3 separate regions of the Homo sapiens genome follow, and regions 1 and 2 are each linked to region 3. A link is an interaction called in ENCODE POLR2A ChIA-PET data of the cell type or tissue named here. Cell type or tissue: Panc1. All regions are shown on one strand.

The links. Peaks named below come from ENCODE experiments on the same cell type or tissue, not always from the same donor. Only the 100,000 strongest peaks of a DNase experiment are listed, where the experiment ranks them.
Region 1: POLR2A ChIA-PET joins it to region 3 with 13 read pairs; 16 of 35 experiments call an interaction of 5 or more read pairs at or near these places.
Region 2: POLR2A ChIA-PET joins it to region 3 with 15 read pairs; 2 of 35 experiments call an interaction of 5 or more read pairs at or near these places.

Annotation. Positions count from the first base shown.
Region 1 is chr19:39,449,154-39,453,153 of GRCh38, reverse strand. The region is part of intron 2 of SUPT5H (SPT5 homolog, DSIF elongation factor subunit); the gene reads right to left. Among named protein-coding and RNA genes, the nearest start is that of SUPT5H, 5.6 kb to the right of the region's middle. In Panc1, no CTCF peak of the experiment used is centred here; no DNase peak of the experiment used is centred here.
Region 2 is chr19:39,584,606-39,588,605 of GRCh38, reverse strand. No RefSeq gene overlaps it. Among named protein-coding and RNA genes, the nearest start is that of LGALS13, 16 kb to the left of the region's middle. In Panc1, CTCF peaks have their summits at 173, 1,236, 2,367 and 2,568; no DNase peak of the experiment used is centred here; H3K27me3 peaks cover 3,154 bases.
Region 3 is chr19:39,511,009-39,515,008 of GRCh38, reverse strand. No RefSeq gene overlaps it. Among named protein-coding and RNA genes, the nearest start is that of SELENOV, 2.1 kb to the left of the region's middle. In Panc1, no CTCF peak of the experiment used is centred here; a DNase peak (open chromatin) is centred at 1,783; H3K4me3 peaks cover 360 bases; H3K27me3 peaks cover 959 bases.

The DNA of each region.
Region 1 (4,000 bases), 62 kb after region 3:
CAAGCAACCCTGGGAGTTGACCCGGGCTTCTCCCTGCACTAGACCTCTTGCTCACTTTCCACCGAGTCTTTAACTATAATAGCTTGATGAAGCTTGGTCCTTGGGCCTCATTTCTTTCTCTCTCTTTTTTTTTTTTTTTTTGAGACAGAGTCCCACTCTGTCTCCCAGGCTAGAGTGCCATGGCAGAATCTTGGCTCACTGCAACCTCCACCTCCTGGGTTCAAGCAATTCTCTTGCCTCAGCCTCCTGAGTAGCTGAGATTACAGGTGTGCGCCACCACACCTGGCTAATTTTTGTATTTTTTTAGTAGACACGTGGCTTCACCATGTTGGCCAGGCTGGTCTCGAACTCTTGACCTCAGGTGATCCATCCGCCTCTGCCTCCGAAAATGCTGGGATTACAGGTGTGAGCCACAGCACCTGGCCCATCTCTTCCCATTCTACAACTCCCCAAGGCCATCTCGTCCTCTCCCTTGGCGGTGGTGGACATCTCTGTGACAGTGACTCCCATCTCTGTTTCTAGTCCACACTGCTCACGAAGATCACTGGCCACCCCTGTTGCTAATTCTGTGGCCATTCTGTATTCCCTACCATCCCAGCAGCATCTGGCACCCCAACCATGCCCTCCCTGGAGAAATGCTCCTCTCTTGGCTTCTGCCGTATCATGCTCTCCTGGTTTTTCTCAAAACTCCACCAGCTCCTCTTCAAGCTCCTCTTACTGTTAACCCCTTCAAATCTGACATCAATTACCAGGGCTCAGTCCAGGGCCACTTTGTTCTCCCTCCATGCCCTCTCTCCCTGTCCATTTTACTTTCCATGACCTCAGTTCCTGTCTCTAGAGATGACACGTGTCCTCATCTGTCTATAGAGTCCCACTTTTTTCCAGAACTCAAGACCTCCATGCACCAGCAGCATCCTGGATGCCTCCCCTAGATGGCCTCTGAGCCCTTTCATACTCACTGTGTCCCAAACTGACCTCAGTGTCTTCCCCTAGACCTGTGATGGCCTCCTCCAATTACCGACAGGCACCAAATCCTCATCCTTTCTGCCTGTAAACATCATTTCTCCAACCCATCCTTTTCCCCCAGCCCCATATATCTGAGCCTAGGCCAGGACACTGCCCTCTAACACCTGGATCCTTACCCCAGCCTCCTCCCTACTCTCCTGGCCTCTAATCCCTCTTTCCATACCAGAAACAACATTAATGGATGCATACCAAACTTCAGTCTTTAACTCATGAACTTCACGACTTCTTCCATGTCATTACTACAATCCATTTACCTAATACAGGTTGAACATCCCTAATCCAAAAATCTGAAATCTGGTCAGGTGCAGTGGCTCATGCCTGTAATCCCAACACTTTAGGAGGCCAAAGCGGGTGGATCACCTGACATCAGGAGTACAAGACCCGCCTAGCCAATGTGGTGAAACCCCGTCTTTACTAAAAATACAAAAGCTAGCCCAGCACGGTGGTGGGCACCTGTACTCCCAGCTACTCAGGAGGCTGAGGTAGGAGAATCGCTTGAAACTGGGAGGTGAAGGTTGCACTCAGCCGAGATTGTACCACTGCACTCCAGCCTGGCCAATGGACCAAGACACTGTCAAAAAAACAAACAAACAAAAAACTGAAATCTGAAAGGCTTCAAAATCTGAAACTTTTTCAGCACTGACATAATGCTCAAAGGTCATGCTCAGGCTGGGCGCGGTGGCTCGCGCGGATCACCTGAGGTCAGGAGTTCAAGACCAGCCTGGCCAACATAGTGAAACCCCATCTCTACTAAAAATACAAAAAAAAAAAAACCTAGCCAGGCATGGTGGCACGCCTGTAGTCCCAACTACTTGGGAGGCTGAGGCAGGAGGATTGTTTGAACCTGGGAGGCACAGGTTGCAGTGAGCCAAGATCGCACCACTGCACTCCAGCCTAGGCGACACAGCAAGACTCTGTCTCAAAAAAAAAAAAAAAAAAAGGTCATGCTCAAAGTAAATGTTCACTGGAGCATTCTGGATTTTCAGATTAGGGAACGCTCCACAGCAAATATTACAAAATCAAAAAAAAAAAAATCCAAAATCTGAAACACTTCTTGTCCCAAGCATTTTAGATAATACTCAATGTGTATTTTCTTCAAATCTACTCACCTTCTTAAATAAAAACATTTTTATATTATGCAATGTTTCAAAATTTAAAACTTTTTGAAGGTTTGTCATAAACACAAGGTAACTATAAAGATAAAAGCAAAACAATGTTATTAAGACCCAGCAAGATACTGCTGCCTGCTGCAGGCTCTAAGCCTAAGGCCTGTTCTCCCACCCAGAGGCGTTCAAGACACAGTAGCACTAAGATGAAACTTTCTCATGACCCAATCAAGATAAGACACACAACTGAAAAGGAAATATTCTCACTAAATGATTCAATGTAGCTTAAGGTCTTGTCCTTATTCCACCTAAAAGCACCTTTCATCATCCCCAACCTAGAATATATGGTACAGTCTTAGAAAACTGTAATCTAAAACATGAACCTGACCATTTGTTCCCCTGCTCAGCTTCAGCCAGCCTGAACTAGAAGCACATGCTCTGCCTGCTGCCTCTCCCCGTTCCCCACCATTCAGGACTGCCTCCCCAACACTAGGCCTCAGCTGCACTCAACTACTTGGACCATACTCTCTCAGTGCTGGCCATCATCCATGCTGGTTTTCTGTATAAAAAGTCCCCTCTGGGCCTGGGCGCAGTGGCATGCGCCTGTAATCCCAGCTATTCAGGAGGCTGAGGCAGGAGAATCACTTAAACCCAGAAGGAAGAGGTTGCAGTGAGCCGCGATTGTGCCACTACACTCCAGCCTGGGCGACAGAGTGAGACTTCATCTCCAAAAAAAAAAAACTGTGCCTCCCATTCACACTTCAACGAAAATATTCCCTCCTTAGCTAGGCATGGGGGCTCACACCTGTAATCCCAACACTTTGGGAGGCCAAGGTAGAAGGATCACTTGAGCCCAGGAGTTTGACACCAGCCTGGACAATCTGACAAAGCCCTGTCTCTACCAAAAATACAAAACTTAACCAGGCATGGTGGCAAAATCTTGTTGTCCCAGTTCATTGGGAGGCTGAAGCAGGAGGATTGCTTGATCCTCAGGAGGCTGAGGCTGCAGTGAGTCGAGATCACACCACTGCACCCCAGCATGGGTGACAAAGTGAGACCCTGTCTCAAAAAAAAAAAAAAAAGGCTTAGCGTGGTGGCTCATGCCTGTAATCCCAGCACTTTGGGAGGCCGAGGTAGGCGATCACTTGAGGTCAGGAGTTCTGAGACCACCCTGGCCAACATGGTGAAACCCCATCTCTACCAAAAATATAAAAATCAGCCAGGTGTGGTGGCGCACCGCTGTAATCCCAGCTACTCAGGAAGCTGAGAGAGGAGAACTGCTTGACCGTGAGGTGGAGGCTGCAGTGAGCTGAGATCGTGCCACTGCACTCCAGCCTGGGTGACAGAGCAAGACACCAAGACAAAAAAAAAAAACCAAACTAACCTTCCTCCTCCAGGCAGCCATCCCCGCCCCCTCTCCCCCAGGCAGAGTCAGGCACATCCTCTATGCTCACAATTCTCTGGGCTCCCTCCATCACAGCCCTGACCACTGTGAGCCTCCCAATAGTAGGGCCCAGTCCATCTCAGGCACTGCTGGGTCCCCCAACATCACCCAGCCCAAGGCCAAGCACAGAAGACTTCAGAAATATTTGCTTAACACAAATCTCGACTAGCCCACGATGAAGCACATTTTAACAACCCAAACTATGACAGGACCACAGGCTGATTTCTAGGAACCTTGTCATCAGTTCCCCTCTGACAGGTCCCAGAGATGCCTCTTTCCAAACCTGGCTCCTCCCTCCCAGTGGAGGATGCCCCCACCACTCTCTGCTCACCTCAGGGCTTGGATGTGCTCTCACCGTCCTCAACATCCCCTGCAGTAACTGTGTATCTATAAAACTGCCTCTGCCTTGAGACTGAGATCTCTG
Region 2 (4,000 bases), 74 kb before region 3:
AATAACCACAGCTTATGAAGTTCCCTTCCTTTGATTTGGGCTGTGTGTATGGCTCACTTTGATCAATATAATGTCATAGAAGTGACACTGTCTGCCTTTCAAAGCTAGGTCCTATGATACCTTGCACCTTCTTCCTGAGCCTTTTGGGAGGCTTGCTTTGGTGGAAGCCTATCATCATTCAGTCCAAGAAACAGGAGACTCTCATGATTTGAGGGAATTCAAGGCATGAATTTGGAGGTGAGGTAGGAAAGGAAATAACCAGCCAGCCCCAGGTGTTCGCCCAGCCCTAGTGTTGAGTCAGACATGAGTGAAGCATCCTCTGGAATCACAGCCTGAAATATCCTTCAGAAAACGTCACTTTCACTACATGATCTACCACCCACATGAGTCCAGTTAACTGAGCAAGATCAGAAGAAAAGATTGCTCTAAGCCAACATGTGTTGGGAGGTTTGCTGTGCTGCAATGCCTAGTGAAACAGCAACAAAGCAAGGTCTGCTCACTGTGTCCATATGTATGAATTGTGTTCATCCCAACAATAAACTACATATTTTCTGATCTAAAACCATAACCATTTATTTTTAAATAGAAATTCAAGGATTCTGCCACTTACATCAGAAAAATCTCGCTATTATTTTTAAACATCAACAATTGGGGTTCTTTAAGGGAAATCTTGGGACTCTTGTGATTCTCTAACTATTGCTTGGATTGAAGTTTTCATGTGGGAAGTGTGTCTGTTTCTAAAGTTTCTGCATGGTAGCCTGTACAAAGCCAGGCACCGTGATTACACAATAAATATCCTGAGAACAATGGAAATAATTAGAAAATTCCACCAGATTGTCCTCAAGTTACAAAATTTCTCCCCAAAGCCTCGAGGTACACCTGTGAGGCTTTAAACAGCTACCTAACATTTCAGTGCAGTGAGTCATCTAAGATTGGGTAAGGTATTTGTCTCAGAGTCTCTGATGTCAACAATGTGCTGTAGAAAGATGCCGTACATAATGACTTCTAAGACATTCTAAGGACCTTGTCACTCCCGGAGTCACAAGAAGGTTTATCCACTTTGGTTTCTGGATGCCTCCCATAAAGTTCCTTGGGCCTTCTTGAGGATGATGACTTCCTCTTTCCCCATTAAAGCAAGAACCAAATCCTGGGAAGTGTGGTGATGTTTTAATGACCAAGTGCAGGGGAAAGGGTGAGGAGAGACCATGCTGTCAGTAGGCTCTGGGGATTCTGTGGTCACATAGAAAGAGGGATTCCATGGCGAAGGATATGAACAGACGCTTCTCAAAAGAAGATATTTATGCAGCCAAAAGACACGTGAAAAAATTATCATCATCACTGGCCACCAGAGAAATGCAAATCAAAACCACAATGAGATACCATCTTATACCAGTTAGAATGGCAATCATTAAAAAGCCAGGAGACAACAGGTCTCCTGGAGAGGATGTGGAGAAATAGGAACACTTTTACACTGTTGGTGGGACTGTAAACTAGTTCAACCATTGTGGAAGTCAGTGTGGCGATTCCTCAGGGATCTAGAACTAGAAATACCATTTGACCCAACCATCCCATTACTGGGTATATACCCAAAGGATTATAAATCATGCTGCTATAAAGACACATGCACACGTATGTTTATTGAGGCACTATTCACAATAGCAAAGACTTGGAACCAAGCCAAATGTCCAACAATGATAGACTGGATTAAGAAAATGTGGCACATATACAGCATGGAATACTATGCAGCCATAAAAACTGATGAATTCATGTCCTTTGTAGGGACATGGATGAAGCTGGAAACCATCATTCTCAGCAAACTATCACAAGGACAAAAAACCAAACACTGCATGTTCTCACTCATAGGTGGGAATTGAACAATGAGAACACATGGACACAGGAAGGGGAACATCACACACCAGGGCATGTTGTGGGGTGGGGGGAGTGGGGAGGGATAGCATTAGGAGATATATCTAATGTTAAATGATGAGTTAATGGGTGCAGCACACCAACATGGCACATGTGTACACATATAACAAACCTGCATGTTGTGCACATGTTCCCTAAAACTTAAAATATAATTTAAAAAAGCAGCATTCCTCAACAGTGAGGGATGTGGTCATCTCCCTCAATTGCAGACAGACATTGAGGTCAGGGAGACATCTCTCCACACTTGCATTATCTTCACAGAATATGGTTGAAGTAGATGGGCAAAGATGTAACAGTGTTGGCCATTTATTATTACCTAAAAGAGGGAAAATGCATCAGAAAGACAGTATGCCACCAAACAAGCTTTCAGCCTCCTCTCCACTCTGTCCTACTACCTACAACATCCCCTGAGAAAACTACTAGCTATATAACTGAACCCAAGACACACACTTCTATTTACATGTTAACATTTGTGCTTATTTTAGAGAGTTGCTTACTTTCTTTCTAATGTTTCATATCATTCTTCCAGCAAGGCTCTACCACTCTGTGTCACATGGTCCGTGCTTGCTCAGCCTCCCCTCTAGCTTGGAAAATCCCCATGGCTAGTGACTGTTTCATGAACTTGAATCCTGCATCTTGCAGAGGGGTTCACACAGGGTTAACGCTAGACCATGTTCATTGAATGTATATCTTTCATTTCCGTGAACTATGACTGCCATTCACTGCTGATGGCCTACTTTCCCTTTGGAGTTGCCTAGATTCGGGCTGATGGTGGCCAAGAATAAAACTCAAGTGTTGTTGGAGAGGCCCAATTGGACAAGTGTTGCAAAACATAGACTATCATTTTGAACAGCTTCTAAGCATAGAAAGAGATCCCTCACTTGAATCTGAATAAAATGTGAATCTTTTGGCCTATCCATTAGAAAGGGCCAGAACATTGGGACATATTCTTTATTACTGAGGCTATAAAGTAACCTTCTAGGTGTCAATTTGTTAAATTTAAAATACACACATTTTTGAACCAGTTATTTTTTTCTTTGTAATTATCTTTCAGTATAAGTAAGGGAGGTGGATAATGACAAAATAAATTACTAGAAGTCTTAATACAGCACCATTTGTGAGAGCAAAATATTGGAAATAACCTCAAGTCCCATCAAAACAGTCAAGTTCAGTAATTTTGGGTAATCCTTCTAATGCAATATTATGCAATCTTTAAAAACTGAGGAAGCACCATTAGTAGACGGGATCCTCAAGGTATATTCTTTGACAACAAATCAAATCAGTTTTTAAGGTGTAATGTGTAGAGCAATGTATACTGGGATTTTCTTAAAAACAAGTGAAATTATAGATCTATATGTTTCCATAAGCAAAGATTTGCTGTGGAAGGAGAGCAGAGCACTGGTAATGCTCCCAGGAATAAGATTGGGTCCAGGAGTGAAAGAAGGACTTAATTTTTCGTTGACTAAAACAATTTTATTCTTATGGATATTGTATTCATTCAGCTAAGTGAAAATTTAAATAACTGCATAAGTAGAAGTGAGCACAATGGGAAAAGACTGAGGAGATTCTACACTTTGGGGGAAATCCTAGGTGTGATGACCTTGATCCTAGTCAGATTTTGGAAAAGAGCTGAGAAAGGCAGTGCAAGCAGAGGGTGCTGTGCCCGGGGCAGGAGTAGTTATGAGAGATGGGTCCTGAACAACTACTGGGGCCAGGCCAGGGAGAGCTGCCTTCTGCTCTCAGAGCCCAAGAAGGCCAGGTATTGGGAGCTCCTTGGGCATTCACCTTGTATTCATTGTCCAGCACCAAGATGCTCAGATCAAATGGTTTGCCATTCTCAAAGAACCCATTGTTGCAGCTCCTCTCATACGTCCAGGCCACACACGGCTGTCAATGACCAAACAATGGCCAAAGTGCACTCAGAAATGGAAGGGAATGTCTGAGACCTCATTTGTCCCAGTGTAGAATTCCATCTGCAGCGCTGAATGATTGCTGAGGGCAAAGCATACGAAGTGTTGGGCAGGCCCCTCCCTTGTGGGGCACACAATCAACACACACACACAAATCCCTTCCT
Region 3 (4,000 bases):
CCAGGCTGAGAAACACACAGATTGCCCCAGTGCCTCCGCAGCTGTCGGTGACACTCAGGTGTTCAGCATATGTGTACTGAGTGCCTGCTGCGTGCACACTTCTCTGCTGGGTGAATTTGGGGACAGAGCAGGCATCAGGAAAGCCCTGGTCCCTGCCCTCACCAGGCTCCCTGTCCAGTAGGGGACACATACCCATTACCAAAGGGCTACAGCCCAGAGCGTTCAGGGCAGGGATGAGGGAGCCCAGGAGCTGTGGGATCCCAGAATAGGTTCAGTCAGCCTGCTGCAATCAGAGACGGCTCACTAGAAAAGGGGACAACTGACATCTGGAGACTGATGATGAGCACCACGGCAACAGTCTCACTCTGGCCCAGGCTGGAGTGCAGTGGCATGATCTCAGCTCACTGCAACCTCAGCCTTCTGGATTCAAGAGATTCTCCTGCCTCATCCTCCCAAGTAGCTGGAATTACAGGTGCCCGCCACCACACCCAGCTAGTGTTTGTGTTTTCAGTGGAGATGGGGTTTCACTATGTTGGCCAGGCTCGAACTCCTAGCCTCAAGTGACCCACCCGCCTCAGCCTCCCAAACTACTGGGATTACATGCGTGAGCCACTGCGCCCGGCTGAGAGTTCACATTTATTACAGTACTAGGCGCTAAACATTTGCCCACAGCTAGTTAAATGGCAGAGCTGGGATTCAAACTCAACCCGTCAGGCTCCAGCATCCTGGGGCTTAACCACTTTGAGAAGGAATGTCAAGCTGTGAGCTCCTCAAGGATGGGGTCTTGTCCGTCTTGTTTACTGCTGTATTCCCAGCTCCCAGAATAAGATCTGGCATGTAGTAGGTGCTCAATAAATGTTTATGGCATTAATAAAGAGACAAAGGGTTAGCCAGGTAAAGGAGGAGTTAGCTGGAGGCAGCAGGACTAGAGCCCAGACAGTGAGCACAGCAAATATGGCCTTGGAGTAAGGGGCAGGGCCATTAACCAAGGATCTTCTTTTATTTTTTGTAAGCACATCAGACATGTACTTTTTAAAACATTTTTTTATTTTTTGGGAGGACAGGCTGTCACTCTGTCACCCAGGCTGGAGCACAGTGGTGCAATCACAGCTCACTGCAGCCTCGACCTCCTAGGCTCAAGCAATCCTCCCACCTTGGCCTCCCAAAGTTCTGAGACTACAGCATGTGCTGGCCAGTCTTTGGTTGGTTGGTTGGTACGGTAGGGGGTGGAGAGACTTGTTTTCAGTAATTTGAAGGAAGCCAAGAGAGGGGTGTCTGTGTCTAACAGCCTGATGGTTTTACTTCCGAAGCAGAAAAGTGTTCCAGTGTTAGAGACTGATTTAAAAAAAAAAAAAAAAAAAAAAGCCCCTGATGGGGAGCGGTGGCTCACGCCGGTAATTCCAACACTTTGGGAGAGCAAGCCGGTGGATCACCTGAGGTCAGGAGTTCACGATCAGCCTGGCCAACATGGTAAAACCCTGCCTGTAATTGCAGCACTTCTGGAGACCAAACCAAGAGGACTGCTTGAGCCCAGGGGGACTGCTTGAGCCCAGGGGTTCAAGACCAGACTGGACAACATACCAGGAACCCCTCTCTACAAAAAACTTGAAACTTAGCTAGGTATGCTGGTATGCACCCACAGTTCCAGCTACTCAGGAGGCTGAGGCAGGAGGATCACTTGAGCCCAGAAGACTGAGGCTGCCATGAGCTATGATCACACCACTGCACTCTAGACTGGGTGACAGAACAAGAGCAAGACTATGTCTCTTGAACAAAAACGAAAAGCCTGGTGGCCTGGATGTGTGCCATGAACAAAAAAGAAACCTGTGATTGTGTAAGTCAGTAAGATTTGAGGGAAATTTGTTATTGCAGCAAAACCCAACTCTCTTAGTTGGCTCAGGCTGTTATTAAAAAAAATACTATAAACTGGCTTAAACATTTATTTCTCATAGGTCTGGAGATTGGAAGTCTGTGATCACGGTGCCAGAAGGTTGGGTTCTAGGGAGGGACCTCTTGCAAGTTGCAGACCACCAACTTCTTGCAGCCTCACATGGCAGGAAGAGAGCCAGCTAGCTCTCTGGCTTTTTTTTTTTTTTTTTTTTTTGAGACGGAGTCTTGCTCTGTCACCCAGGCTGGAGTGCAATGGCACAATCTCAGCTCACCGCAACCCCCACCTCTCAGGTTCAAGCAATTATCCCACCTCAGCCTCCTGAGTAGCTGGGATTACAGGCACTGCCATCATGCCCAGCTAATTTTTGTATTTTTGTAGAGATGGGGTTTCACCACATTGGCCAAGCTCGTCTTGAACTCCTGACCTCAGGTGGTCCGCCACTGTGACCCACCGCGCCTGGCCATTTTTTTTTTTTTTTTTTGAGACAGAGTCTTGCTCTGTCACCCATGCTGGAGTGTATTGGCACGATCTCGGCTAACTTCAACCTCTGCCTCCTGGGGTCAAGCGATTTTTGTGCCTCCACCACCCAAGTAACTGGGATTACAGGTGAGCGCCACTATGTCTGGCTAATTTTTGTATGTTTTTGTAGAGACGGGGTTGGTTTCACCATGTCGGTCAGGTTGGTCTCAAATTCCTGGCCTCAAGTGATCCACCCGCCTCAGCCTCCCAAAGTGTTGAGATTACAGGCATGAGCCACCGTGCCCAGCCTCTGGCTTCTTATATGGGTATTGATTTGGTGTGGATATTTTTCCCCTCCAAATCTCATGTTGAAATGACCGCCAATGTTGGAGGTGGGCCTGGTGGGAGGTGTTTCGAAGCGAAACCCTCAAGAAGGTCTTGGTGCCCTCCCCACAGTAATGAGTGAGTTCTCGCTCTGTGAGTTCCCTTGTTCCCTCGAGAGCTGGTTGTTTAAAAGAGCCTGAGATGGAGAATGGATGAATCCAGGAGGCGGAGCTTGCAGTGAGCCAAGATCATCGTGCCACTGCACTACAGCTTGGGTGACAGAGCAAGACTCTGTCTCAAAAAAAAAAAAAAAAAAAAAAAAAAAGAGCCTGAGACTGGGCGTGGTAGCTCACTTCTGTAATCCCAGAACTTCGGAAAGCCAAGGCAGGCAGATTGCTTGAGGTCAGGAGTTCGAGACCAGCCTGGCCAAAGTGGTGAAACCCTGTCTCTACTAAAAATGCCAAAAAAAATTAGCTGGTATGGTGGCACACACCTGTAGTCCCAGCTACTTGGGGGGCTGAAACAGGGGAATTGCTTGAATCTGGGAGGTGGAGGTTGCAGTGAGCCGAGATTGTGCCACTGCACTTCAGCCTGAGCAACAGAGGGAGGCTCTGTACCAAATAAATAAATAAATAAAAGAGCCTGGCACCCCCCTCTCACTCCCTCCCTTGCCATGTGATGTGCTTGCTCCCCCTTCACCTTGTATCATGATTGGAAGCTTCCTGAGGCCTCAGCAGAAGCAGATGCCAGCACTGTGCTTCCTGTATAGCCTACAGAGCCATGAGCCAAAATAAACCTCTTTTCTTTATAAATTACAAAGCCTCAGAAGCCTCAGCTATTTCCTTTTTTTTTTTCTGAGATGGAGTCTCGCTCTGTCACCCAGGCTGGAGTGCAGTGGCATGATCTCGGCTCACTGCAACCTCCACCTCCCGGGTTCAAGCGATTCTCCTGTCTCAGCCTCCCAAGTAACTGGGACTACAGGTGCCTGCCACCATGCCCAGCTAGTTTTTGTATTTTTAGTAGAGACAGGGTTTCACCATATTGGTCAGGCTGGTCTCAAACTCCTGACCTCAGGTGATCCACACACCTTGGCCTCCAAAAGTGCTGGGATTACAGGCATGAGCCATTGTGACCAGCCCTTTTTATTTTATTTTTTTGAGACACAGTCTCACTCTGCCACCCAGGGTGGAGTACAGTGGCACCACCACAGCTCACTGCAGCCTCAACCACCTAGGCTCAAGCAATCCTCCCAGCTCAGCCTCCCAAGTAGCTGGGACTACGGGTGAATGACACCACACTTGGCTGATTTTTTCAATTTTTTTTGTA